Regions from separate parts of the Homo sapiens genome. Here region 1 is linked to region 2. A link is a loop called in an ENCODE intact Hi-C map of the cell type or tissue named here. Cell type or tissue: dorsolateral prefrontal cortex. All regions are shown on one strand. Region 1 overlaps WHRN (whirlin). Region 2 overlaps WHRN (whirlin).

Evidence for each region. Peaks named below come from ENCODE experiments on the same cell type or tissue, not always from the same donor. Only the 100,000 strongest peaks of a DNase experiment are listed, where the experiment ranks them.
Region 1: a loop joins it to region 2, with 11 times the contacts of the local background. A loop is called at or near these places in 24 of 110 quality-filtered maps.

The regions. Positions count from the first base shown.
Region 1 is chr9:114,494,903-114,502,902 of GRCh38, forward strand. All of the region lies in intron 1 of WHRN (whirlin), which reads right to left. Among named protein-coding and RNA genes, the nearest start is that of WHRN, 6.6 kb to the right of the region's middle. In dorsolateral prefrontal cortex, no CTCF peak of the experiment used is centred here; DNase peaks (open chromatin) are centred at 4,819, 6,948, 7,301, 7,646 and 1 weaker place; H3K4me3 peaks cover 4,090 bases; H3K27ac peaks cover 6,987 bases.
Region 2 is chr9:114,439,260-114,447,259 of GRCh38, forward strand. All of the region lies in intron 3 of WHRN (whirlin), which reads right to left. Among named protein-coding and RNA genes, the nearest start is that of AKNA, 55 kb to the left of the region's middle. In dorsolateral prefrontal cortex, no CTCF peak of the experiment used is centred here; no DNase peak of the experiment used is centred here; H3K4me3 peaks cover 1,553 bases; H3K27ac peaks cover 7,696 bases.

The DNA.
Region 1 (8,000 bases), 56 kb after region 2:
CAGAAGTGAGAAAGGCCATGACACTGGGGGGGGGAGCGGGTTTCAGGAGGGAAGAGCAGGCTCCTCAGGGTGGGGACAGCGGCAGAGGTGAGCAGGCAGGTCCTCTGGAGAGGACGTACTGAGGTTGCACCTAACAGGATAAGTGGTGTCAACAGGTGGAGAGAGTGAAAGCCTTGCTTCAGAGGAGGGTATGTTGCTTGCTTGGCCAAGAGTGGACACAACTTGGGGAACAGGACTGCTGGTAAAGATCAGAGCATGGGCAGCCCAAACACCAGGTTGAGGAGCTTGGCGTCTGCCCTGCAGGCTCCCAGCTCAAGAGCAGGGTTGTAGACAGGGCACAGCTTGATGAGATATGTATTTAGAGAGTGTACCCGGTCAACAGGATGGACATCAGACCGGTGGGCAGACGAGCAAGACAGGAGACAGACAGGCTGGCCAGGAGGATGCTACAGTTCGGCAGTGCTGGTGGCAATGGTGGTGACGGGGAAGAGGGAGGTGTGGTCTGAGAAGTGCTGGAAAGAAGTAAAGCCTGGAGAGTCCAGCCTCCCTGGGGCTGGTGCAATACTCAAGTGGGAGAAAGTGGGGAACAAGAGCAGGGGAAATATCCACAATTTAAGAGCGAGAGAAAGCACAACGAGAAGGCAATTAAAAAATAGATAAATACACTAAAAGGAGGCACAGATCCTGTGCAGAGACAACAAGGCTAGAAGATGGGTGGAGATGCAGACATTTGGGGAAAGAGGAATTTGAGGGAGAGCTGTACATGTATATGGACCTGAGAAGCAGACTTAAAAATCTCAGGATTGGAAGGACTTGCAGGAGGAGAGGGGCTCAAGAGAGTCAGGGAAAATTTGGGAGAAATGTATGATTCTCTAAAGAGAAAGAAGAGGGAGGCAGAAGGAAAGAGATGAAGAAAAGGAAAAGGGTACACTGGGTCCAAACACTACAAAGGATGCCACCCCTCCGTCCAGGGACAGGAGGATGGACATGGCAGAAGGAAAATCCCTCCCCTGACTTTCAAAGTTTTCCTATCCACATGGGAGGTTAATTTCTGAAAGCTGGACCACGTTTCTTTTCTTAATCAGAAACCTCTTAATGAGACTTTGTACACCTTTTCAGATGTAGCTCAAATAAATTACAGGGTTTTTTTTTTAAGTGCAGAAGCCCATGTTAACAAATCACCAATTTCACCTGCATTAATTGCTTTAATGGGCTCTAAAAACAGCCACCTCCTCTCCCTCCTCATCAGGGTCCCTGGGGAGGCCATCAGGGAAGGTTGCTGGGAAACGAAGTTATGGATGCAGCTGATCCAGGGGACAATGCTGTCACACTCTGGGTCATGCAACTGTCTGGTATGCCACCCACATTGCTATAAGGCCTCACAGATCATCAGAAGGGACGGTGGGGGGACACAGAATTCTATTCAACCACCAGGCTTTATTACTGCTATAAAGCAAAAATGCCGATGCCAAAAGCCAGATAGGAGCAATTACGTTTTTAAAGAAACTCTGTCTATGTGGGGATATTGACTACATTCAGTAAATGACTCTGCAATTCAAACAGCTACAGTGGATCACATGGGCCCTGAGTCCAGTATTTTCTTCCAATGCCACCTAAAAAAATCCAACCAACCAACCAAACAAACAAACAAAAAAACTAAGCAGGCATAACAGAAGACTTTCAAAGACAAGCGAAGGCAGTCCATACCATTTTTCATTACAATGCTTGCAGCAGGACCTCCACTGCCATATTTTCCAGATTTCTGATGTTCAACAGCAACAATGACATGTTTGTGAGGACTATGGGCCAGGTTTGGTGGTAGGATATCTGAGTAACAGAAAGGCAAAGGGACCTGCCCAAGGTCACAGCCAAGTTACACTGTCAGATGAACCCAGGTCCATCTCCAAAACCCATCTCTAACCTCTTGGGTACATACCACCCTTCCTCAGATTTTCCAGTACGTCAGTTGACCTTACACAAGTGGAATCTTGCTGCAAGATAGTTAAGGATGGGGACAGGAAAGGTTCACCTCTCTGGTCAAGCCTTTATGGGGATAAACAGTGTTGGGGATGGAGGAATCCTAAAGGAAGACAGTGTTTCCCAAACTTTAGCATGGTTAAGGCCTGGCTGGGGAGTTTGTTAATTCCTAAGCAAGCTAACATTGTAAATTACCACTTCTAAGGCTCTAACACACAGGTATTTGGGAATATCCTTTTTTACATCATTTTACTCTGTTCTTCCCTGCAGCCTACAGCTTTAGAATCCAGGAAAGAGGACATTTGGGGACCTGTTTATGGAAGGCTGATATATTTGCTTTGCATACAGAGTTGAGAGGATGCTGATATTAGGAAACTCAGGTGGAGAGAAAAAAAATCATGACGAAACTGGCTGCTAACTGAAGCAAAGCCACAGCCAATTTAGCAAAAGGAACACAAATTCTCAAACGGGGAAGGAGCCAAAGGTGCTGGGACTGTAAAGGAAGAAAAAATAAATCCATTTATGCATGCTCAGAGAATAAAGCAGCTTTTAAGCATATGTGTGGTTACTGGAAACTTGGCCTTCACCCAAAATGCTGGGTTTCTAGAAACCTGGACAGTTTTTGTTTTTTGTTTTTAAAAAAAAAAAGAAAAGGAAAAAAAAAAGAAAGAAGCCCAAAAGCCAGAAGATATATCTCACCCAAAATTGGTTCATTGATTGCTTCAGAATGCATAAATAATTCTATTTTGGAATCAAAGACACAATCAGGCTGCTGAAATAACCCACTTCTGGGGATGTGGTTTGAAAATTAAGAGCAAAGTGACAAATGAACTAGCTGAAAGGGTCTTGTAGAGTGGCTCTGGGCTTCAGGGGAGGAGAAAAGCCATTGAGTATCCAGGCACAGACCACATTTTTTTTAAAGGCTTTACACTCAAATAGCAGAGGGTTCCAAATGTTGCCACACCTAGTAGTCATTTGCTCCCCACAGCCACCTGGGAAGGAGGCAGGTGGGAGGTAGTTATGCCCATTTCACAGCTCCAAAGACTGAGGTTCAGAGATGTCACGTGAACTGCCCACGGCCACAAAGCCAGCTTGGTGGTAAAGCACACACTAGAGCCAGTGGCTTTTTTCAGTGTTTTTGTCTAGCACCCACAACGCTGCCATACACAGACTTCCATCAGATCTCACTCTCAGGAGCTGGGGAATTCTGAATTCACTAGCGCTGGATTAGGAGCAAGATCATTCCATTCATTCGGCAAATATTTATTTATATATTAAAGCACCTACTGTGTGCCGGGAGCTGGGGATGCGTGAATAAGCAAGGCAGATCAAATCTTGGTTATCCTGGAGCAAACTTGTAATGGGGGAGGCAGACCATAAAAAGACATACAGAAATTTCCTTTTAGCAGTGACAAATGGGCTGCAGGACACTAAAGCCAGGCAAAAGGATAGAGGAGTGGGCAGGTAGGGGTACTACTTCAGAGAGGGTGGCAGGGATGCAGAGGCATGAGAATGTCACAGCACTGTAAATGCTGGGTGACCTGTGGCCACGGATGGGTCTCTATCCCCCAAGGACAGAGGTCATGTCCTATTCATCTCTGATGTCCAAGTATCAGCCACAGGCCTGTGTGTGGTAAGCACTGCTCAGAGAATGTATGGATGCATGTCTCTACTCGACGATGGAACAGGCTGAAATACACCACTCTCCCTTGATATGTAGGTCTCAGACCGCCCCCCAACCTTAGTAAGGTGAAGTCTCTGGGTGGTTCTTAAAAGGCCCTCAAATGTCAAGTACAAAATGTGACATCTGCCACACTTTCTAGTAAGCGGACTGGCTGGCATTGTCTTCCAGGAGGCTGACTACAAAATCCTTGGGCTGGGGTCCAAGCAAGGAGGCCACTTGGTTCCTAATCCCAATGGGGACCTTAAGCTCCCCAGTTCCATCTCCTTGAGCATGACCCTCCTCGCCTGCCTGCCTCCCCTGGGGAAGGTTAAAGGGAACAGGAGGGACAAAGCACCCAGCACATAGTAGGTAATCGTTAATGTCAGTCTCCCCTGTTCCCAACAGGCTTCCAATAAAGTAAAGTGCAAGTGCAATGTAAATTACATACTCCAGGTGACAATGATGTGTCAATGTAGGTTCATCAATTGTTGATAATGGGGGCGGCTAGCATGTGTCCACTATATGGGAAATCTCTGTATCTTCTGTTCAATTTTGCTGTGAACCGAAAACTGCTTTAATAAATAGTCTATTGAAAAAATAAATAACCACAAGTGCACTTGCCCCATGATGCTGCTTCCTGCAGCTGACATCAGGAATGCACGGAAAAAGAATGGAGAGAAAGTGATTCCTATTCTCTGCACCCTTTCCGCTTGCCAGGCTTTAACAGTAAAAGGCCAATGTCAGCAGCACAAAATCTTAAAAATCACCCCTACCCTGGGGCATGATTAGAAGTCTGCGTGAGTTCAGAGTTAATATCAGATTCTTCCTCAGGAATTTAAAAAAGAAGTCAGTTTTGAAAGATTTGTATTTCAACCTCCAGATACCTCCAGCCATTTAATGTCATTCTTTCCAATCAGATTCGCTGGTCCTGGCTGAGGATTAGTCTGGGGTCCCTGAGAAGGGTAAACCAAAGGCTTCCCTTCCAGGTCATAAAAGAACCTTGCAAGAAATCACCAGTTGGAGCCTAATCCCCTATGGACGCCTGCTTCGGTGCAAAGCCCTTTGCAGGATGGAGGGGGGATTATGACTCTGAGGAGACTGTACATGTGATTCAAGCTTGAGCAGTCAGGCACATGAGCGAGGGGCTGCAGGCACTGACAGGTGCAGGCAGGCTGTGTACCGCTGGTGCGGCTGCCGGCAGGCAGAGTTGGAAAGCAGCAACACACGGACAATCCAATTGGTCGGGGGGTTAAAGAATCACACTTATCTTTGCAGCTCCAACCAACTGATGAATTGATGGCAAGTAATAAACAAAGCTGGGTTTGTCAGCAGAGGAGAATGACAGGAAAACAAGACACTAGCGCTGGTGTGGTTCTATATCTCTTTCATGTCCAGCTTCAAGTCAGGAGGCAATAATTTTCTATAAAAATACCGATTTTTTTAAGGGCATTCTCTTCCATCCTACAAAATGCTTCTTTGATTTAAAGAGTAAATAACCAGATGAAAGAGGATTTTGTCCTACCTAGGCATTAAATTTTCTAAAACCTTGAGCGTCAGCTTGAGCCTACTAAATATACAAGACTAAATTAAAGAAATGGATATGCAGCAGCCACAAATCTACTCAATAATGGGCTTATTAATAAGTGAGCTTTTCTACATGTCATTGCTGGCAGGACTCACAGGACCCAAGAGTGAAAACAGGGCCAGAGGAAGGTCTGTGCATGCCATGGTGCCACGGTTTCCAAACTGGACACAGGAACAAGACCGGGGCAGAAGCTACATTTCAGACATAAAGTTGGAAGAGGTAATAATTTGCAATGGCTTCAGCTAACCATGCACAATGGGAAAAGGACAATTGTGTCATTTAGAACGTGCTGGACTAAATATAATGTCTTATATTAACATGGACAGATTCTTTCCAGGTTATTATGCAAAGGGAGGGAGGGTGCAATCACTCTAATTAAATGAAATTACCGGCAACAGTTTTTAACTTCTGGAATATTTCAATTCTAATATGCTCCTTGAATCCACCCATGGGGGTGCTGAGGCCATAAGGAAGCCGTTTAATTTTTATTGAGATGAAACACACACATATATGCACATATCCCAGCAGTGCCCCGCTACCCTGTGTTCTGCTACCGCATAACCAGGAGATTCAGAAGGCAAGTGAGCAAGTGAATTTGATTTTGAATGCTCCCAGGGCGGTGCTGTTTGTGCCAGAATCCTATTGTTTCCTCATTTGCTCCGAAACAGCACCAGGGTTGGTGTTTGTGGGTCAAGAGACAGCAGTCAAGCTCTCGTCAGTACAGTGTATAACCCATCAATTTCCTGATATAGTAGGATGCTACACAAGAGTGCCAAGATCCTCATCTCCCAATCCTTAGCCAACTTTCCTTATTCTGCCTTAAATGAAAGCAATTTCAAAAGAACAAGAAGACATCAGATTAGACATTCTAAATGCCTCCTGTGTAGCACATACCAAGCAAATCACAGACTGTCCAAGCTGGAAGGGATCTTGGACAGCTCCTGGCCCATCCACCCTGGAACCCAGAGAGGGTCAGTGACTTGCCCAAGGTCACACAGGAAGTATGCAGCAGGGCCTAAGGCAGCATCCCTGGTCTGTGGACTCTCTGGCCAATTTATCAAGCACATTTGGCTAAAAACCTTTGAAAGGTCTACTTTTTTATTATTATTAGTTTGGCTCCTGTTCAAGATATTTTTTCAAAAATCAAACATTTCAACATAATTGCAAATAGTCCATGGCTTACCTTATCTGGACCTGTCACTGCTGATTTTGCAAATGGGTTTCAAGAGAGGGGTGGAAGCCCCAATGGATATAGGATCAAATCCTCACTGAACTGCTTCAGGTAACAATGGATGCTTGATTTATCAGAAAGAGAAGTGGAAAAAACTTTGCTCGACCCACTCTTTAAAAAGCTGCAACTTTCCTTTATTCATAAATTATTAGGTAACTTGATTCCTAAAATTTAATTTAATTTAATTTTTATTACACACACACACACACACACACACACACACACACACTGAATCTCTCCGTTTGGGAAGCTCAGAGGATCTCCTCCCCCTCACCCCACCTTCCATCGCAGGAAAAAAAATATTGTTAAGACTGAAAACACATCTTCTACTAAATGCAATGTGGTATCCTAGAATAAAATAAGGACATAGGCAGAAAAACTGGTGAAATTTGAATGAAGTCTGAAGTCCAGTTAACAGTAATGTACTTTTACCATAAAATCCCCGACATGGTGACTCGCAGCACTGCAGTTTACAAAGAACGGCTCCCCGTGGAGAAATCCTGGTTAAGGGCAGTCTGTGCCTAGTAGAAAAGCTGGGGCCTCTTTCAGCTTTCAGTTAAGGGGCTTTTCGCTCTTAATTTTGTGGAAATGTGTCAACAGTTCTCCAGGTGTTCTTTTAAACTGTCCCTGAAACTACACGAGGAGTGCCATGGCCTCAGGGAAGAAGTTCCGCCTCCTCCATTTTAAAATTCCACCCACCAAAGAAAAGTCTGTCCTCTTTTCCTCCTGGGGTTAATGTAACACAAAGCAGCCATCATTTTGCCTGTTGCTTCTGAAGGGTCCAAAGGGTCCATGTCAGGCAGGTTATGTGTCCCGCCATGGCTAGAAGTGGGGTGACCCTGGGGCAAGAGCTCATTTTGCCAATGTAGCCACCTCTGTTGGGAAAATGACAGTCAAGAGACAGAGCTGCTCAGCTCACACAGGCTCCTGCACCACAGGCTGCCACACTTAAAGGACAGCTCTGCTCCTATCAACCTCTCCCTTGCCAGCAAGGGTTTATTCTCAGGCTTCAAAAACTATGACATGGAGAGTTTAGGTTTTACTCTGGAAGCAGCAAGAGTAAACAAACAAGCTAAAGGCTGGTGCTGCTCTGAGTCACAGTTTAACAGCACCATGGTGTTACTGAGGGAGATTCAGAGAGAAGATCTGGAGCGGGCTCAATGAAATGGTGGTGGGGGAAGGCGGGGGTGGCAGGCGGGGAGCACTGCTGGTAAACTGAAACTCACAGCCAAGCAGCTTGACCTTTATGGCACAGCTGAGTCTGGGGTGCAAATTGAAGGGACAGTCTGCGTTTTGAATGCCCAAGGTAACTGACAGCCTTTCCAAAGCATATCACCTTATCACCTTGTGACCGTTAAGTTACCCAAGTCTTTTTAAATTGCCACTAAAACTGAATCCACATTTACAAATGATCATTTGCCTCAAGTATCTTTAGTGCATAAATTTATCATCTGGGAACTCCAGACCATTTAAGGCCAAGGCTAATGGACTACTTCTTTATAAATATATGGAATGCTAAACAAAGGGAAAAGATTGATAGAGGG
Region 2 (8,000 bases):
CAATGCCAGCAAAAACAAATGAACCTTGTTCATATGAATAACATAATTCAGCTGAAGTGGGAAACAAAATAACTAACCCAAGTAACAGACTGCTTTGACCATAAACCCTCAGTTTAAGGACAAAATAAACTGCAAACAAATCAGAAGCTCTACTTCACATGGCAATTCTGAAACTACTTTTGTGTCTTGTAAAATTGGGCAAATGGGTAAACACTTAAGGTAGGTTCTTGATTTCTCACTGTTGAAGAAATGGGAGAAGCTAGGAAGAACCATGTAATGTTGGCCTAGAAGAGGAGGTATCAGTATGAGTGAACTTACGTTTTAGACAAATATTGAAATATTTATATTTCATGTATATCTGTATGTACACACACATAGATATATGTGTGTACACACATGTATGAATATGAGTGTGTATTATATGTATACAGTTGACCCTTGAACAATATGGGTTTAAACTGTGTAGGTACACTTATATGCAGATTCTTAAATATACTGGAATTTTTTTGGAGATTTGTGACAATTTGGAAAAACAGATGAGCCATGTAGCCTAGAAATATTGAGAAAATTAAGAAAAAGGTATGTCATGAATGCATAAAATATGTGTAGATAGTCTACTTTATAATTTACTATCATAAAACATACACAAATCTATTATATTTATTTATTTATTGAGACGGAGTCTCTCTGTCGCCCAGGCTCCAGTGCAGTGGTGTGATCTCAGCTCATTGCAACCTCCGTCTCCCGGGTTCAAGCGATTCTCCTGCCTCAGCCTCCCAGCCAGCTGGGATTACAGGCATGCGCCAACATGCCTAGCTAATTTTTGTATTTTTAGTAGAGACAGGGTTTTACCATGTTGGCCAGGCTGGTCTTGAATTCCTGACCTCAAGTGATCCGCCCACCTTGGTCTCCCAAAGTGCTGGGATTACAGCCGTGAGCCACTGCACCCAGCCACAAATCTATTATTTTTAAAAGTTAAGAAGAAATTTTTTTTTTGAGATGGAGTCTCACAGTGTTGCCCAGGCTCAGTGCAGCGATGCAATCTTGGCTTGCTGCAACCTCTGCCTCCTGGTTTCAAGTGATTCTTCTGCCTTAGCGTCTCGAGTAGCTGGGACTACAGGTGTGCACCACCACACCCAGCTAATTTTTTTGTATTTTTAGTGGAGATGGGGTTTCACCATGTTAGCTAGGCTGGTCTCAAACTCCTGACCTCAGGTGATCCGCCCACTTCGGCCTCCCAAAAAGTGCTGAGATTACAGGTGTAAACCATCCTGCCCGACCTAAAAAATTAAGATTTATCAAAACTTACATACACAAACCCTTGCAGATAATACATGGCACCATTCACAGTCAAGAGAAATATAAACAAACATTAAAATGCAGTATTAAATCATAACTGCATAAAATTTACAGAAGTACACATGGTAGTACTGTAATAATTTCAAAGCCACTTTCTGTTGCTAGTTCAGTGTGCTCAAGTTTTGAAAGTATCAGCTTAAAACGCCGTGTGCCGCTCATCATCTCTGCATGAGCAGTCTGTCTCTACAGTAAATTGCATATCATAGTAAAAAGTGGTCTCTCGTGGCTCTCATATATTTTTCAACATATTTTGTGCACTACCATAAAGCTTGAATAACACCATAGGATCCCTATGAAGTGCCACTAGTGATGCTGGAAGTTCTCCCAAGAAGCAGAGAAAGTCATGACATTATAAGAAAAAGTTGCATGGCTTAATATGTGCCACAGATTGAGGTCTGCAGCTACACTCGGGCACCATTTCAGACAGACGATTCATCTGGTAAACAGATGATGTAAACTTACGGAATCAATAAATTCAGTAAGGCACTATAAATGTATTTTCTCTTCCTTATGATTGTCTTCATAACATTTTCTTTTTCTAGCTTTATTGTAAGAATATGGTATATAGATATATAACATACAATATATGTGTTAATTGGCTATTGGTAAGGCTTCAGGTCAATAGTAGGCTATCAATAGTTAAGTTTTTGGAGAATCAAAAGTTATATGTGAATTTCAACTGTGTGGGAAGGTTGGCACCTCTAAGCCCTGCATTGTTTAAGGGGTGACTGTATGTACAAATGCAGGCATGTATATTTCCTAGCTTTGTCCACTAAAAGCCCTGTTAGTAATGACACCTCAGTAGCAATAAGCCCATCTAGCCCCCAGATCTTGATATCTAAATGCCATTCCCCATTGAGAAATATCATGGCCTAGTGGAGAATGGCTGGTTCCAAGGCTGGGCAGGAAAAGTACAAGATGAGCCTGAACCATCTTCTTGAGTCAGAAAGTAAGGAAATTCTCTAAAAATGACAGATGCATGTCAAATGGACACAGAAGCCAGGCTGAAGGCTCTGCCATATCCAAATCTGGGACACTCTGAGTATCAAAGTAAATAATGCCAATCATAAATAACAAAGTAAGAAGGCATGAATCCATATTTGTACTAAATAAATAAATCACAGGATAAAGCTCCTCTCTACAGTAAAATAGCAAGTGAGTTTTTTAAAATTTTGCAAAACAACTGAATCAGGGAAAACTAGTAGGTAAATTTTGACACAGAACAGAATATTTACAGTCTCAAAATATCACCTGCAAATACGTTATTATAAAAGGAAAAACAGTACAGAAACCTGGCAGACATTACTTACCCAAGTGATCAGTGTTACCCTCACTAATAACGGGACAAACTAACATCACGGGACCCACCAAGGACCTGACATCAAAGCTAGCATGATCCTGCCAAAATGCATAAACTAATCCAATCATAGCAACCATCAGATATCCCAAATAGAGAAACATTCTACAAAATAATGAGCCAGAATGTTTCAAAAATATCAATGTCATAGGAAGATAAAGGCTGAGGAACTGTTCCAAATTAAATGAAACTAAACAATCATAAAAACAAAATGCAACACGTGATCCTGGGTTGGCTCCTGGACTGGGAGCAGAAAGAATTGCTACAAGAGGACATTATTGGGACAAATGGCAAATGCTGGGGCTATGCAGATTGGATAATAGCATTGTACTGATGCTAAATGTCCTGATTGTGACCATTGTTCTGTGATTATGTTAAGTGAATGTCCTTGTTCTTAGAGAAAAAAAATACTGAAGTATTTAGGAATAAAGAGGCATGAGATAGACAACTCCAATGCTTTAGACGGGAGAAGAGAAAAATAGATAAAGCAAATGTGGCGAAACATGAAAAACTAGTGAATCTGGGTGAAGGGCTGATATGGTTTGGATATTCGTCCCCTACAAATCTCATGTGATCCCCAGTGTTGCAGGTGGGCCTAGTGGGAGGTGTCTGGGTCATGGGGGTGGATCCCTCATAAACGGCTTGGTGCCCTCCTCACGGTAATGAGTTACCAGGAGATCTAGTTGTCAAAAAGAGTCTGGGACCTCCCTGCTCTCTCTCTTGCTCCCTCTCTTACCATGTGACAAGCCTGCTCTCCTTTGCCTTCTGCCATAAGTGGAAGCTTCCTGAGGTCCTCACCTAAAGCAGTTGCTGGCACGGCCTGCAGAACAGTGAGCCAGACAAAACTCTCTTCTTTATAAATTACCCAGGCTCGGATATTCCTTTAGAGCAACGCAAAACGCACAAATACAAGGGTATATGGGAGTTCTTTGCAGTATTCTTGAAATTATTTCAAAATAAAAAGATTTAAACAAAACAAAACAAAAAAAAACTTCTAGGTCCAGTCCTTTGTGAGGAGTATCAGACATCAGAATCTAGAGTGTGTTTCCACTTCTGTGCTTCATAGCCATAAAGAAAGAAATTGACCTGCTCTTCCAAATACATGGGAATCCTCCAACTCCTACCAAGAAGAAAGCAGTACTGTTGCGGCCAGCACCAAACAATGGAAGAATATTAGACAAGAGCCAAGTGCCTCCCAAGGGGAAGAGCTATAATAGGTGTTGGCAATATTGTACACATCATATGAGTATTCTACACTGCTGGACCAATCACCACAAACTCAGTGGTTTAAAACAACACGAATTTATTATCTTACAGTTCTGGGGTCAGAAATCTAACATAGGTCTCACTGGGCTAAAATCAAGATGTCAGCAGGACAGAGTTCCTTTCTGGAGAGTCCGGGGGACAATCCAATTCCTTGCCCTTTCCAAGCTACCAGAGGCCTCCTACTTTCCTACTTTGGTAGCCCCTTCCTCCATCTTCAAAGCCAGCAACCTCGCACCAACAAGGCCTTCTTATACAGCCACCTCTCTGGTTCCCTCCTTCTGATTCCCACCTCTACTTCAACAACCCTTGTGATGACACGCGACCCACCAGGATAATCCAGGATCATCTCCCTACCTCAAGGCCAGCTGAATAGGAGCTTTTATTCCCTCTGCCATATAACCTAACATAGTCACAGGTTCTGAGGATTCGGATGTAGACATTTTGGAGGGTCCATTAGTGTGCCTCCCATATTTGTGGTAACAAAAACATGGTGGGCATTCATGAATAGCCAAACAGAACAGAATACCAGAAGGTCCCTGTACTAGTCCATTTTCACACTGCTGATAAGGACATACCCAAGACTGCATAATTTATAAGGAAAGACAGGTTTAATGGACTCACAGTTCCACGTGGCTGGGTAGGCCTCAAATCATGGAGGAAGGTGAAAGGCACGTCTTACATGGCAGCAGGCAAGAGAGAAATGAGAGCCAAGCAAAAGGGGAAACCCCTTATAAAATCATGGGCACTCATGAGACTTACTACCACGAGAGCAGTATGGGGTTTCCCCCCACCACCCGGTTCAATTATCTCCCACTGGGTCCCTCCCACAGGACACAGGAATTATGGGAGTACAATTCAAGACGATATGTGAGTGGGGACACAGCCAATCCATATTAACTCCCGTACCCCATCTAGATGAGGAAGGGTTAGTGGGGCATCTGGCACTTCACCAGCTGGAGCATAACTTGGTTGAAACTTGCTAAGAAGCATTTGACAAAATGGTGCAAAAACTTTTGCAATTTTACTGCTAGGAATTAACCCCAACCAAATAACCATGGTTATACAGAATTTAAATTTACAAAAAGAATTTGAACCCCCTCCAAAAAGTCTATGAATTAATGTTAGTCAAATACTGCATGGTATATCCATACAGTAATTATTATACTGCCATTAAAAATGATATATAATATTTAATCACATATAATTATTTTTTCCAATTAAACTTAAAAAAAATTACAAAACCAATATAATGACATAGTACAAATAGTCAAACAGTAAAAAGGGGGGTATATACAAACTGTAAAAATCTCCCCTCCGAAACCCCCTTCTCTTAAAAACGCATCTCCATTCCTGAAATCTAAAGCCCCAGGATCAGTTTCTTGGTCATTTTCTCAGGGATTCTCTTCACATATACAAGTATGTACAAATAAATATATTCCTCTTTTTAAAAAAGCAAAAATGGAATTACATAACCATACTCTGTAACTTGCTTTTTTTCACTTAATATTTTGCAAAGGTCTTTCTCACATGAAGGATCTGAATGCTATATATATAATATATATATATATGCACACCTCTACTGGCAGGATAAATGCTAAAATGTTATGGAAGGTGGGGGAAAGAAAACAGTCTGATCCCAGTTTTGCTGAAATATTTTATCCATATTATATTCCATGTAGACATTACACACTGAAAGGTTATACAACAAAATTGTGGCACTAGTTTTCCCTAAGTGTAGGGTTTTCTCTGTTTTCTACAGTGAACATACTTTACTTTTGAACTCAGGTTTTTTAATGTTATTATTATTATTATTATTATTAGACAGAGTCTCACTCTGTCACCCAGGCTGGAGTGCAGTGGTGTGATCTCGGCTCACTGCAACCTCCACTTCTTGGGTTCAAGCGATTCTTGTGCCTCAGCCTTCCAAGTAGCTGGGATTACAGGCGTGCACCACCATGCTCAGCTAATTTTTGTATTTTTAGTAGAGATGGAGTTTCACCATGTTGCCCAGGCTAGTCTCAAACTCCTGACCTCAGGGGATCTGCCCGCCTTGGCCACCCAAAGTTCTGGGATTACAGGCGTAAGCCACCACACCTGGGCTCTAATATTATCTTAATATTGCCTATCTAATGTGGTCTTCAACTGTGTTGAAGGGACTGGGAAGAAATAGGCCAAACTGTTCATAGGAGTTGCCTCCAAGTGATCAATTCCAGGCAATTTTAATTTCAAGTTCTTTATTCATGTTCTGCACCTCTTCAAATTGTATACAAAGACCAGACTGTCAAGTGTATAAAGAAAAAAATTCCACAACTAAATGAAAAAATTGTGGGGAGACAAGCCATAGCACAGGCCACCATCATCTCTCCCACCTTCTCTAACACCTCCCTCTATGTTTGGGGGTCTGGGGTAGAGTGGGTCTAGGCCCTCGGTAGATATGCCGTGCCACGCTGGAGAAGAATCTTCTTTATCTCACCCAGTCCGTTCCATGCCTCTTAGTAATTTGGGATAAATCATTTCTGCCCCACACTGGGCTCTGAAGCCTGCTGGCATAGATAGGCTTGGAGGCGTTTAATCTCCTCTGGAAAGGTCCTCTGAGGTTTCTCTCATTTGTTGCTCCTTTTAAATCCTGATTTCAATTAGAAACAGCTAAATGCCTGACTTCAAGGGAATGGTTAGGTAAATTATAATTTAGCCCCAAGATGGAATATGATTATGCAACTATTACAAGTTGTACCCATAAGTTTTTATTTACATGGGAAAATGCAGATAAGAATGTGAAATGCAAAGCAAGCTATATGATAGAAATCATGTCAAAGAATACAGAGAAGAGAATGACAGAAACTACATCAAGATGCCAACAGATGGAAACAACCCAAACGTCCATCAACTAATGAATGGATAAACAAAATGCGATATCACCATACAACAGAATACTATTGTCATAAGAAGGAATTTCCTGGTAGATGCTACAATATTATGCTAAGTAAAAGAAGGCAGACACAAAGGCCACATATTCTATGATTCATTGATATGAAATGCCCAAAATAGGCGTATCTAGAGAGACAGAAAGCAGATTAGTAGCAGTTTTCAGGGAGTGAAGGGAGGGAGGAATGGGGAGTGATGACTTCGTGGGTACAGAGAGTTTTTCAGGGGTGATAAAAATGTTCTGAAATTATATAGCAGTGATAGTTGCACAACCCTGTGAATATCCTAAAAACCACTGATTTGCACACTTTAAAAGGGTGAATTTTATAGCATATGAATTGTATCTCAAAAAACAAACGATGGTAATAAAGGCTGGTTTTAGAAGGTAGGATGTCTGGGTCCTTCTACTTTCTGCATGTGTTTGTGTGTGTATTATGTATTGAACTTATTACTTTAGTAGCTGGAAAAATAAAACTCAAAACAAACAAAGGGTCTGGCTCAAACCCTTTGAGGTTTTTGGGCCAAAAGCTCTAGTGCAGAGCACCACTCAGTTCCCTGGACATCCCAAACTCTGAAAGCTCTTGCCTCCTTCCATCTGCCTTAACTCATAGCTCCTTGACTTTGGAAGTAATACCCTCACTCACTCCTAGTGCCACGTGCATCCCTAGGTGCGTCTAGCCAGCCAGGAGCTCTTGGAAAAGCTGTTGGAGCATGTCTCCTTCCCTACCCCTTCCCCCTCCCTCCCCAACTCTCCTCTCTGTCAGCCCCTCAGTCCCTCTCAGCCCGCCTGTCCGTCCCTGACCCCCATGCTTCTATGTCTGTGCTCCTCCCAATTCTTCCTGGAAGAGCTCTTCCTTCACTTCTCTGCCTGGCATAATCTTCCACATTCAATGCCCCAACCAGACCGCACTCTTCACAGGGGCAAAAATCATGTGTTTTCTGGCTCATGTTTACATGTCAGGCACATAGAGAGGCTCAGCAAGAACCTGCTAACCAAGAGAAGTCCAGCTCAAGATCCACTTCCTCTCTGCAGCCACAACCAGCCCCCCTCACCTGGACTGACTGCTCCCACCTGAGGTCCCAGCACAGGAAG